Regions from separate parts of the Homo sapiens genome. Here region 2 is linked to region 1. Evidence: chromatin loops called from intact Hi-C (ENCODE). Cell type or tissue: ascending aorta. All regions are shown on one strand. Each heading gives the region's core, and the rest is flanking DNA. Links, peaks and the distances in the headings are about the cores only.

Region 1 (6,158 bases), core at 2,456-4,955:
CAACACTGACAGAACTGATCATGCAGAGATCTGGTCCCAGAATTGCTCTGGACACTTCTTTTTCCTTTCAACTGAGCACTTGGATCATGGGGAATAGAACTGCTGTCCATGATGTGGTCAAGGCTAAAAATATTTCCACTAAGCCAAGAACTTGATGTCAGTTTAGGGGGGAAGTTAAGGGAACCAAGGACTTGAAGTAAGTCCAGGGAGGAAGTTAAGGGAACTCACTTGGTCTGCTGGGGAGAGCAGTGGGCTGGCAGTCCCAGTCCTGGCTCCTGCATTAGCCTCATTTACCTCTGGGAGAGTCCCAGCCTCTCTGAGCTCAGTCTCTAAAATCTATCAAAAGGAAGTCATTGATCCAGGTGATCTCTGAAGGCTCTTCTGAATTCTAACATTGCAATGCTGCAAGAAGGTTTCATACATCCAGAAGCGTCTGACTCACCCTTTACTTTCCCCCAATTCTCTCCCTGTATCTGAGTTACATGCCTAAAAAGATGAGTTCCACCAATGTCTATAACCTCTTTCCCTACCAGCTCTCTTTCCCTCTTCTGTTTTCTTTCTTCTCACTGCATCATCTGAGATAGGGAGGGTATAGCCTGGTGTTTGTTATAAGTGGAGAAATTGAGCACATTCACATGGACGTAGGAATTGGTAAGCCAATGAAACAGAAACGCTGATGTCTCCTGATTGTGTTCTGAGAGCTTCTCTTCTGGCCTTTGCTGCCTCCTGACTTGTGAGGGAGGGCAGAGAAATGGGTGGGCCAAATACCCGCCTCCCTGGAAAGCATCTCATTCTCATTCAAAGTTGAGGTTGAGCCAAGGCTTATTTCCTGCCTCTTGAAATGAAGGCTCTCTGGGGAGGGCCTTGGGTATAGACAGATGGGCCCTGATTCTGAGCTCTTCTGGTCCACTTAGATTAACTTCTAGGGCCGTGTGCCTGTGCTTTCCTGCTGAAATCAAAGCCAGAAAAGGGAAACTTCAAAACGTAAGGCCGCTTTTCCTCTCCCCCATCAAATGCTGACCTTATGACATCTCCTTAACAAGGACATCTCCTAAAAACAGGAAAGGGTGCTTGTTATCTTGAACCCAAGTAATAACATCGGCCCTGCCTTCCTAGCAAACTGCTACTAGGCACTGAAAAGAGAATGCATGGGATATTTTAGTTTGGTGATCTTGTTCTCTTTAAATTAAAAGGTTCAAACTTAACAGCTTTCTCCTTAAACTCTGAATTCTCACAAGCTCCTTTGCGGAATCTTTGCTTCCCCCAAACATCTCCCACTAGTCTTAGTGATGGGACTTAAGTGAATAAGCCACAAAAAAGGTTTTCCAGCAATATTAGTGAATGGCCAACCCCTCTCATAGACTGTTAGATCTGGCAAGGACCTCAGAGTCCAACTCTCCCCACTTCACTGTAATGGATGAGAGATTTGAGGCCCAGAGTCACCTGGTGATTTGACCACAGTCATGCAGGCAATTGACTGCAGAGCTGGGCTTAGGTCTCAATTTCCAAGGCAGTGCTCTATCTACCCGTGCCTGCAAAATATGATGAATACCTGCTGTGTGCATGGCATTGCAGTAAAGCTCCAAGAGGACCAGAAATGGTCCCTGACCTTGAGTTGCTACAGTTTGTTTGAGGAGATGGGTCAGACCTAAAAAATTGATAACTAACAATAGAAAACAGTGGATACTAAATGCCAAGTAAAAGATTCAAGCAGCTAATGAGGGAAAGACCATTGTTGCAAGAGTGAGTGTGGAAGAATTACTGGAAAGAGGGTGGGGACCTGGGGTCAGCTCTAAAGAAAGGGTAAGACGTGAATAAACCAAGGGGATTGGGAATGGGATTCTAGATAGAAGGAATGGTGTGAACAAAGACTGGGAGGTAGGGACCTATACAGCATTTTGAGGAGCAATGAATGGATGAATGGATGAGTGTGGGTCAATCAGATTTCCAGTTTCCATAGGAAATGAAAGGAGATAAGTTTGAAGAGGCAGACTGAGGGTGTTGAATGGCTCTATTGTGAAGGCAGTGGGCAGCCATCGAAGGCGATTGAGCACAATAGTGAAGCATACACTGTGTTCTAGAAGACTCATGCGCCAGGGGTGGGGGTGAGGACTGGAGAAGGGGCGACTGAGAGGAGGCCTCAACTGTGCTGTTACCAGGGCAGAGGACAAGGAAGGCTGTGTAAGATGGTGTATTTGACCCTTTCCATGCCTCCATTCTTTCTTTCTCTTATGCATACATTTGGCACTCACTAAATGCTGGCCATGTTGTTTATAAGTTCCCAGCCTGTATTAGTTCGTTCTCACACTGCTATAAGGACATACCTGAGACTGGATAATTTATAGAGGAAAGAGGTTTAATGGACTCACAGTTCAGCATGGCTGGGGAGGCCTCACAATCATGGCAGAAGGCAAAGGAGGAGCAAAGGCATGTCTTACATGGCGGCAGGCAAAAGAGTGTGTGTAGGGGAACTGCCCTTTATAAAACCATTAGATCTCATGAGACTTATTCACTATTATGAGAACAGCACAGGAAAAACCTACCCCCGTGATTCAGTTACCTCCCACTGGGTCCCTCCCACAACACGTGGGGATTATGGGAGCTATAATTCAAGATGAGATTTGGGTGAGGACACAGCCAAACCATATCACAGCCTTTCTAAGGGCTTCCTTTACATGCTCAGGACAATATTATTCAGAGTGATGGATTCAGGAAATCCTAATTGAGAGAGAAACGTTTTTCAAACCTCTTGGATGTTTGGACTTTGTTTTCAAGTCTGACTGCTATGAAGGAGAAGGGATGGATTTGGAGTTGATAAAATGATATCTTCTTTATGAAATAGAAGTAAGGAGTATCTGTTTTCTCACCCAAGTATAGTCCCATCATATACAGAAAGGTTTCTGATTGGCTTATAAGTTGAAAGAAGTTGAAGTTGCTGGCGTTTGGTCTGTTTAAATCCAGAGTAATCCTTTTTCCTTTCCGTCCTCCAAAAACCATGTTTCCATTTATGACAATTGCCATCCTTACCAATGATTCCCTAAGTGCTAGGCACTGTGCTGGGTGCCTCACTCACTTTCTTGTTGTTTTCAGGGCTTTCAAGGTGAAGTGACTACATAGGGTCACACAGTTTGTAGGAGGTGGAGTCACAGTTTGACTCCAAAGCCTCTTGCCTATTCCCATCGTCCCTGAATGAGACTATGTCATGGTCTTAAAGACCACTCCTTCAAATGCATTTGGGTCTCCATTCCCAAGTTAAAAGTGGTGTTTCTTAAAATGGGTGAGGAGTTAAGTTCAGCTGATCCTCTCCTGATTCTTTATGAGTGCAGGATTCAAATAGCCAAAGAGAGGTCCGGCTTCATATGCTTTAAATTAAAGGCCAATAGGCTGTTGTGCTGGCTCGATAAGCACTGCTGCAAATGCTTCACAGCAGAGCTGGGCCTACATGGGAAGGCGTTCTCTTGGCTATGGAGACCATGATGACCCAGCCCAGTGGAGAGATGACTCATCAAGCCCAGGCAGCTGGCAGGCAGGAAAAATACCAACTCGAGCTTTGGGTGGCTTCATGGTCTCTCCAGGGACTGAGCAAGGCTGCCTTGTTGCCTCGGCAACTGCAGGATTAAATGCCAGTGATAGAGTTGTGGGCTCCTACAGTCACTTTCGGGAACTGCTCCTCAGTCAGCATCAGGGGTGCCACCCCTGCTAAATGGGACCGTCGTCTTTGCAGTTGTGAGTGAAAGATCAGAGGGGGGTTTTCTTCTTCTTTTTTTTTTTAATTGAAATGCTCCTAATCTCAGAACTGCCTTTTATTGTATCAGCTGCTCAAAAACCCAGTGTGTACAGTTGATTAATAACAATTTTCCTTTTTTGTGGTTATTATTTTTAATGCCAGCCAGGAGTGTGGGCTTGCCGACCTCTTTACAGCCCAATGATAAACACAGGTGATGGGGTTCAGTATTGTTATTGGCCATCACAAATAGCTCTGGCTTTCCATTAACCCAAAAGGCAGCTACTTACAATTCTGAGAGCTGGCTCAGGTCATGGGTATCTCTGACATAAAACCCACTGGAATCTGATACTGTGATTTCTGATCAAAATGCTCAGGGCTTAGCATTCTTTCAATCCAGCTGTGATATACTTTTGCCTTCAGCTCCTGTTCTGTTTTTAATTTGACTGGAAAGTTTTTGTTTGTGCTATTTAATGTAGTTGAAGGGTAAACAACATAGAAAGCACTAAGCTTATATAAAGAAATACTTTCCCAGCCTTGAGTTTACTCTTCTCTGGTCCAGGAGGCTGGCTCAGCCAAGCCATAGGTTTTTCCCTCCTCCCCGCCACCCCCCGCCCCAGGGCAGGTGCCAGTGTGGGCTCAGGGTAAGAATTTGATTTACGATATTCCCAAGTCAAGGGGCCTAGTCCTGGGATCACTGCACTGAGGACAGCTAACAGCAGGGACACATAGGATACTTCTGGGTTTATGTTGAAACCCATCCTTCTTGGGGCATTGTCCATAATACCACATAGTATTTCTTGTATAAGGCTCCACATGGTGGATTTACTTTAGAATTTCATGTCAGGCTGTCCTTTGAAGAACAAAAGGAAGCCTATTATGTTTGCCAAAAGCCTGGGTTTGCAAAGACTGAAGGAAATGGACTGCCTGCTCAGGTCACAGTAACTGTTAAGTTTTATGGCTACACATTTATTCCTTCCTGTTCTTCACTCTGATTTATTTTACATTTCCATTTTAATAGCCATCTTTTAAGGGGCTATGGTGGGGGATAAATAATTCCTTTTTTTGCCCCCCTTTGGAGAGTCACCATTATCCTGGGGCTCTCCAGGGGCCCTCCAGGGAGGTCTTGAACCTGTGGGGACCCTTGGGGATGCTGCCATGCTAAGTGCTGCTCTGCACAGGGAAGTCTGTTTCCTGGTGGGATCCAGATTTTTCAGACATTGGCACTGAGGGTGCAAGACTGTGGCCAGTGGCTGCTGCTTTATGTGGCAGGATTTGTCCTGAACCCCCAGGCTGGGCCCAGGGCTGCGTGACCACTTGGCCATCCTGGAATCCCTCCATGCGCTCTCTGCACTCTGCCTCACTCCACCATAGACACGTTCTCCTTCTGGGCTCCACAGTCCCGGTCTAAACTCTCCTTGTGGGTCTTCTTCCTTTATTGAGAGTCCTAGGTCCTACAGGTTTGCGAAGACACAACGGGGAGGGGAAAAAAGAGTGTATGAGTTTTTGTCAGAAAACCTAGGTTGGAATCCCAAAGCTGCTTCCACCTAACTCTGACTCAGAAGCTGTTTCTGGACCTCCCACCTGGAAACTCAGGGTGATAACATCTGCCTCGGAGAGTTCCCGCCCAGCGCCCAGCTTGAGGGGCTCTTGATTCTTGGTGTTTCCCCTCTGGGTCTCCTGGCCGGGAGCACAGCTGCAGAGCGATGCCTGCCTCTGCTCTGCTGGCCGTTTATTGTCTTCTGGTATTTTTCAGGCGCACACTCCACAGCAACTAGATTTCTTTGTCTCTCTACAAGCCTTCAGTTTTTCTTTATCCCTTCACTTTTCGGAAAATAATCTACCTTCCGTCCCTTTCTTGCCTCTACCTTCCCTTTGAGCTACAGGCTCCTGCCTTCCACCAAGCCCTGGAGGATCCTCTTCCTCTCCCCACCCACATTCTGACCCCAAGACAGGGCTGGATCCTGTCCCTCCACTTGCTGGGTGGCTGCTCTCCTGTGACACTCCCTTCTCGATGTCCACTGGTTGTGACTTTTCTCTCCTCTGTGGCTTCTCATTGACACCTAACAATAGGTGTGGGCATTTCTTGCACACCCTCGTGCCCCCTCCAGCCCTGGGTCATAGCTGCTGTCTTAGTCGCTGCTGGATTCCAGAGGAGAAGTGTGGTGTCTATTCCCACCTCTTCACCTCCAGCGCCTCCTCTGAGCTTTGCAGTCAGGCTCACCTCTCTGCAGACCCTTCCAGAAGCAAACTTGGTTCTTGTCCAGCCTGTGTGCTTTACCGGCAGTCCTTGCCCTTCTTGCCTTTTGGGATAGATCCTGGATTCTCCCTGCCTCCCCTGACATGGGGGGTTGGAGGGGATCCCCAGGGCACAGCTGCAGATCCTCCTTATTCTTTATATATTGCTCCTTGGTGGGCTCACCTGTTCTGTGGC
Region 2 (6,158 bases), core at 2,238-4,737, 1.0 Mb before region 1:
GACTTGGCAATGGATTAGGTGTAAGGAATGACAAAGAGATGACTCAAATATATCTCCCAGGTGTCCTTCCTGGCATAACTGAATGAATGATGGTACCATCAGTTGGGATGGAGAACACTGGAGGAGTAGACTTGGAGGCCAGGGAAAAATAAAGACTTGTGTTTGGACGTGTTAAATCTGAGATGTCTACATCCTACTGAAGATCTTAAATAGGACACTTGTGTATATAAATCTATAGTTCAGAAGAGAAGCTGGGGCTAGAAGTATAGATCTACACATCAACTGATAAAGATGCTTTTGGAACCCATGGGACTAGGGATATCAAGGAGATCAAGGGTATAAGAGATCAAGGACTGAGCCCTGAGGAACTTCAATATTTACAGAAGTGGTTTACAACACTCCATGCCCATTGAAATTACCAGAAGATTTTTTTTTAAATGTTGAACCTCTACCCATCCTTCACATATCTGATTTAATTGGTCTGGGGTTCAGTTTGAGTATCAAGAAATTTTAAAACTCCTCAGTGATTCTAACGTGCAGCTAAGGTGGAAACCACTGATTAAAAACTGTTAATTGTAGCTGTTTGACAGGCTGAGGGGAGAATCACGTAAGCCCAGGAGGTCAAGGCTACAGTGAGCTATGTTCATACCTTACACTCCAGCCTAAGTGACAGAGCAAGACCCCATCTCTTAAAAAAATGGGAAGAGAAAGCTAAGCCAGAATTACTAGAATGAAAAGAGCCATCAGCAAGGTAGGAAGAAAACCAGGACAGTAGTATCCTGGAAGTTAAGTGAAGAGACTGTTCCAAGAATGGCATGATCAACTGTGTCAAATGCTAATGAGACATTAAGTAAAATGAGAGAGAGAGAGAGAGAGAGAGGGGAGAAGGACATGAGGGTGTGGGTGACTCAAATGTGAAAAGCTTTTATAGGATGTAGGGGTGAAGGCCTGCCCAGCACAGGCTAAAGGGAGTGGATAGTGAGAAGGCAGAGATTGCTGCTGTGTGCTGTGTCCCTTCTGCCCTGGGCCAGGGTCACTCAAATGCTAGGCTCACATCCAGCATCTCTGGCTGCTCCTTGTCCCGGGGCTTGGATGGCCAATGCCCCTCAAATAACACTATCTCAATTACTTATTCCAAAAGCCAGTCAACATTTATTCCACAGCTCATTGAATACATACTCAGCACATACATGTGCTAGTTATTGTTAGGTAGTGGGGATACAATGCCAAATAAGTTAGAGTTCTTGCTCTCATGAAACTGTCAATTCATTGAGGAAGAGGGTCACAAATAATCACAACAAAATAGCAATCTTGATTCTACTTCCCCAATGTTACTCTTCGTTCAACTCTTATTTCCACTCACCTAGTTTAGGCCTTGAAAATGAGTAATAATGTCCTAAGCAGCCTTCCTGTATCCAGTCTCTCCCTTCTTGCCAATCTAGTTTAAACCTTGCTGCCAAATTCCTCTTTCTGAAACACAACCCTGTTCATGTAATCTGTTAATTGAGGAAGCCTTCATTGAGCACCTACTAAGTACAAAAAAAATGCAAGGTCTTCCCTCCTATAATGTAGGGTCAATTTATGGCTCAAAAATCCCAATCATGTAATATCGATTAAGAAGTAAACTTAGCAGATATCTAGTCCCCACCAGAATCTCCTATATTAATCTCTCTATAAATGATAAATGGACAGCTGGATGGAGAATCCATTTTTTTAAAAGGAGCCAAATACATATTCAAGAAGCTGGAATTTTTACAATTTCTTCCTCCAGTCCCGCTTCCTGCTCAACAGAATACAAGCTTCTTCATTGCCATTCAAGACCTTCTGTAGGCCAGGCATGGTGGTTCACACCCATAATCTCAGTACTTTGAGAGGCCAAGGTGGGAGGATCGCTTGAGCCCAAGAGTTTGAGACCTGCCTGGACAACACAGTGAGACCTTGTCTCTACAATAAAATAAAATAAAAACTAGCTGGGCATTGTGGCATGCTCCTGTGGTCCCAGCTACTCGGGAGGCTGAGGTTGGAGGATTGCTTGAGCCCAGGAGTCAAGACTCCAGTGACCCACGATCATGGTACTGCACTCCAGCCTGGGTGACACAGCAAGACCCTGTCTCTTAAGAAACTAAAGTAAATGAGAAGCTGAGGCGGGAGAATTGCTTGAGCCCAGGAGTTTGAGAACAGCCTGGGCAACATGGTGACACTTCATCTCTGCAACAAATACAAAAATTAGCCTGTCATGGTGGTGTGCACCTGTAGTCCCAGCTACTCAGGAGGCTGAGGTGGAAGGGTCACCTGAGCCCAGGGAGTTTGAGGCTGCAGTGAGCCATGATCACACCACTGCACTCCAGCCTGGGCAACAGAGTGAGATCTTCTCTTAAATAAAAATAAAATAAAAAGACCTTCTGTAGTTTGACCCTAAGGCACTCATGTCTTAGTTTCTGATATTCTCCCTTTACAGTACCCTCCCTGGATGTGCTTTCACACCACCACACTTTCCCCTTATTCCACATAATCAAATATTACACATCCTTCAAAGCCAAGGTCAAGGTCCACCTTCTCCATAACACCATGCTGAGTCCCTCAGCTGACTCATTACCTCCCTCACCTGAGATCCCTCAGGCTTTACTTTTACCTTCCTTAGGGGTTTCTATCTTTGATGATTGGTGCACCTGTCCTTTTTTTCATGCCTCATTGAAAGGTCCATGAGATTTGGGCTTATCTCCTGAATGTCTCCGTCTCCTCCATGGTACCCAGCATAGTGACTTGGAAGTTTCACTTGACAGACACTCGTGGAATGAACAGAGCAGTGATTCTCGGATCTGTTTCTTATTTTGTGAAAGGAGAAGCTTTCTTAACATACAAACATTTCTACTAACTCTAATATTATAATTCCTAAATTTAAAGTATTAGCTAGTATTGTATGCCTGATACTGTGTTTCCCATTTCGAAGACACAATTGTGACTTTTTGGGGGGAAAGAAAATACACAAGAAACAATTCACTTATAAACTGAATATAAAAAATGCTAGTTGTTAGCAACAGAAAATAACAAAGTTGCTCATACTGGGAGGACATACATGTAGTCAAGAGTCACCAGAGCATTAAAAGGAAGAGGTGCTAGCTGAGCTGAGCTTTGAAATCCCCATACAGTTCTTAAGTCCTGGGCATTTTAAGCCGGGAACGAAGGCTCAGTCAGGGCCACTAGAGGGAGCCAAGGCTTGCAATCTGCAGAACACGCTTTCTGGCTGAATTAGCCTTGGGTTCACAGATTCTAAAACATTTGCTTAGCAGATTGAAAAGGATCATCTTTATCACACATCTACAGGACCATTTCTAAAATGCAAGCTATGTTGAGTTTATTTTCAGTTTTTAGTAATGTTAAACCCCTTTGGAGAAGATAAATATTAAGAACTTAATGTCTGTGCATTTCATGCCATTTTCGCCAGTGAATATATCCTGAGACTTATTGGTGAGCTAATCTGAGATATTTAACAACCCCTGATGGGGTTTCTGGGGATGGAGGTAGAGAAGGACCAGGTGGGATCCTGTTCTATTCCCCTCCCACCTAATCAGACTGGCCGGGAGCTGGGCTGTCCTGGACCCACCAGTTTTCAGAGCTTGAGGTTCTCGCATCATCAGGCCGGGAGTCTAGAGGTTACTACCCACACTTTCAAATACTAAGCCTGTGGGACCAATTATGGCCACCCCCCTAGCCTTTTCAGTCAGTCCAACGCCACAGAAAGCCCTAAGCAAGTAGTGTTTAAAAGTACCTGGATGTTCTGGGGCAGCAGTGTGAGCAGTCTGGCCACCGTCACCAGACCTGGCCCTAGTGCTGGGTCTTGATGGACGGCTCAGGGTGAAGGAGCGAGGCTCCCATTCAAAGTCGGATGATAAGAGTGAGGAGTAGCTGGAAGGTGAGGGAGAGTAAATGGCTAATGTCCTGATTGATTGCCCTGCCTCAAAGAGGGTGACACTAGACAAGGTGAAATCACAAGAAATCACACATTTACTAAATGATTAGCATGGATCATATTTTCTTGCCATGTATATAAATGTTTATTTGTACTAAAATTTGGGACACAGAAACTTAAGAAATAAAAAAAGAATATTGCAACTACAAAGCCATTGTGAATTATCCTCAGTATCCCTGAGAAGAACCCTCACGCTATGAGGAGGACACTCCAGGGGACCCCGGCATGGAGGGGTCTCCCATACTACTTACTCCCAGTGCCACCAGATAGACCAGCTGCTGCAGAGCCTGCAACGTGAGAGTGGAGTACCTGAGAGGCCCCCTTTTCATCCAAAAGCCACTTGCAGAAAGCCTCTTAATGTGGCTGTCATCCAGCTTCCAGCTAAGCTGAGGGCAGGAGACTGAAGACTCATGTCTAGAAAGAAGAAAGAATAGCAAGTTGATTGGGCAGTCTTCTAAGTTGAGTTTGCAAAAAGCAGTGCATTATCCAGTACTCCTCTGTGCCTCCCATACTGCTGTCCTGGCACCCTCATGCTTTTCCTCTCCCTCTAAATCCTAAGGGAATAAGAAAAGGGAGATAAAAGCAAGCAAACAGAAATAAAAAAAAAGGATATTGCGTGGAGACTTTCTTTGGCCACTAGAGATGCCCAGTGAGGGTGAGCCAGATGAGCAGAATCAAGAACAAGGCTGGAGCTGCTACTCCTAGAGGTGGGGCAGGACAGAGTTCCAGGCAGCATCAGGGAGAGAAAACAAGGGTGTCCTGACTTGTCTGGAACCTGCTGTTCAGGCTGGAGGGCTGTGGAAAGCCAACCCCAAGGAAGAGTAAGGAATTAAGAGGAGAGGTCTGAGCTGCAGAGGGCTAGGTTGCTCCTGTCTGTGCTGTCTGAACTGCTCAACCACTGTGGCTTTTCTCAGAAATAGGCTCCACCTGGCATCCCTCCAGATGAAGTGCAAACTCTAGAGGCAGAGTATGGGCTGAATTGAGAGAGAAGTGGCCAGCACTCATGCCCAGACTCCAGGAGCACAGTTTGAACCCTACATAAAATAGAGTGGGGGCCAGGACTGCAGCAGGTAGAGTAAACACACGGTCTAACGTGCTGGGGCGAGACCAGGTGGGGTCAGTGCCCTGTCTCTGCCTGACTCTGCCAAAGGAGAGTGGGACTGGAAGCTTCCCTGCACTTGTGGGGTGTGGATAATAGGGGACTAGTGAAATTTAGAAACAAGAAGAGAGGCAGCTTTCTTTCTATGGGGGAGCTGGGGTTGGCCACATCAAGAAGAGCTCCAATTCAGGCAGATCAAAGTGTTCTTTCAGTAAGCCCTCTGGAGGCTCAGTGTCTTAGTCTGTTTTGCGCTGCTATAACATAGCATACCTGAGAAGACTGGCTAAAAGCAGAAATTTATGTCTCATATTCCTAGATGCTGGCAAGTCCAAGATCAAGGTGTTGACATCTGACCAGGGCCTTCTTGCTGTGTCATAACATGGTAGAAGGACAGAGAGAGAGGGACCAAACTCGTCTTTTTATAAGGAACATGCTCCTGCCATAACCGCATTAATTCATTCATGAGGGCAGAGCCCCCATGATCCAAACACTTCCCATTAGGCCTCATCACCCAACACCATTGCTTTGGGAATCAAGCTTTCAACATGTTAACTTTGGTGGGTCAGGGAGGAACATTCAAACTATAGCACTCAGCATGAATTGTAGCCACAATCACAGTTGGCACATATGACTCTGTGGTCTGGTTTTAAATTGGACTTAAAGCTTGGTAAAGGCCAAAATGCATTCAAACTTGGGTACTCTTCCCCAAACCCCACATATCAAATCCTTCAAGATTGGGTTCAGGTGCCACTGTCTCCATAAAATCATCTGAGTCTCTCAGCTGACCCACTACCTCCCTCACCTGAGATTCCACAGCCTTGTTTTCACCTTCCACATGGGTTTCCATCTTTGATAACTGGTGCACACGTACTCTTTCTCATGCCTCACTGAAAGGTCTGTGAGGCCAGTGCTCCTTTCTTGGGCATCTCTGTCTCCCCCTACAGCACCCAGCACAGTGGCTTGGAAGTTTCACTAGATGCTTGTAGAACAAATAGAGCAGCAGTTCTCTGGATCTGTTTTCTATTGTGTTAAAGGCAGAAGCTATATAAATGTTTCCCCAAAGTCATTTTTCTGATTCTCTAATTTAGG

The links. Hi-C counts contacts between places; a loop is a spot of excess contacts. Peaks named below come from ENCODE experiments on the same cell type or tissue, not always from the same donor. Only the 100,000 strongest peaks of a DNase experiment are listed, where the experiment ranks them.
Region 2: it touches region 1 in a loop (3-fold over the local background); 42 of 110 quality-filtered maps call a loop at or near these places.

What each region holds. Positions count from the first base shown.
Region 1 is chr15:57,533,683-57,539,840 of GRCh38, forward strand. All of the region lies in intron 14 of CGNL1 (cingulin like 1), which reads left to right. Among named protein-coding and RNA genes, the nearest start is that of GCOM1, 55 kb to the right of the region's middle. In ascending aorta, for the core only: a CTCF peak has its summit at 3,686; a DNase peak (open chromatin) is centred at 3,539; H3K27ac peaks cover 1,458 bases.
Region 2 is chr15:56,488,117-56,494,274 of GRCh38, forward strand. It overlaps LOC105370832 (a long non-coding RNA gene), which reads right to left. Exons shown (of 4, transcript XR_007064652.1): 4 at 4,032-4,384. Among named protein-coding and RNA genes, the nearest start is that of MNS1, 26 kb to the left of the region's middle. RefSeq lists an enhancer at 3,075-3,369. In ascending aorta, for the core only: a CTCF peak has its summit at 3,207 (motif pointing right); a DNase peak (open chromatin) is centred at 3,195.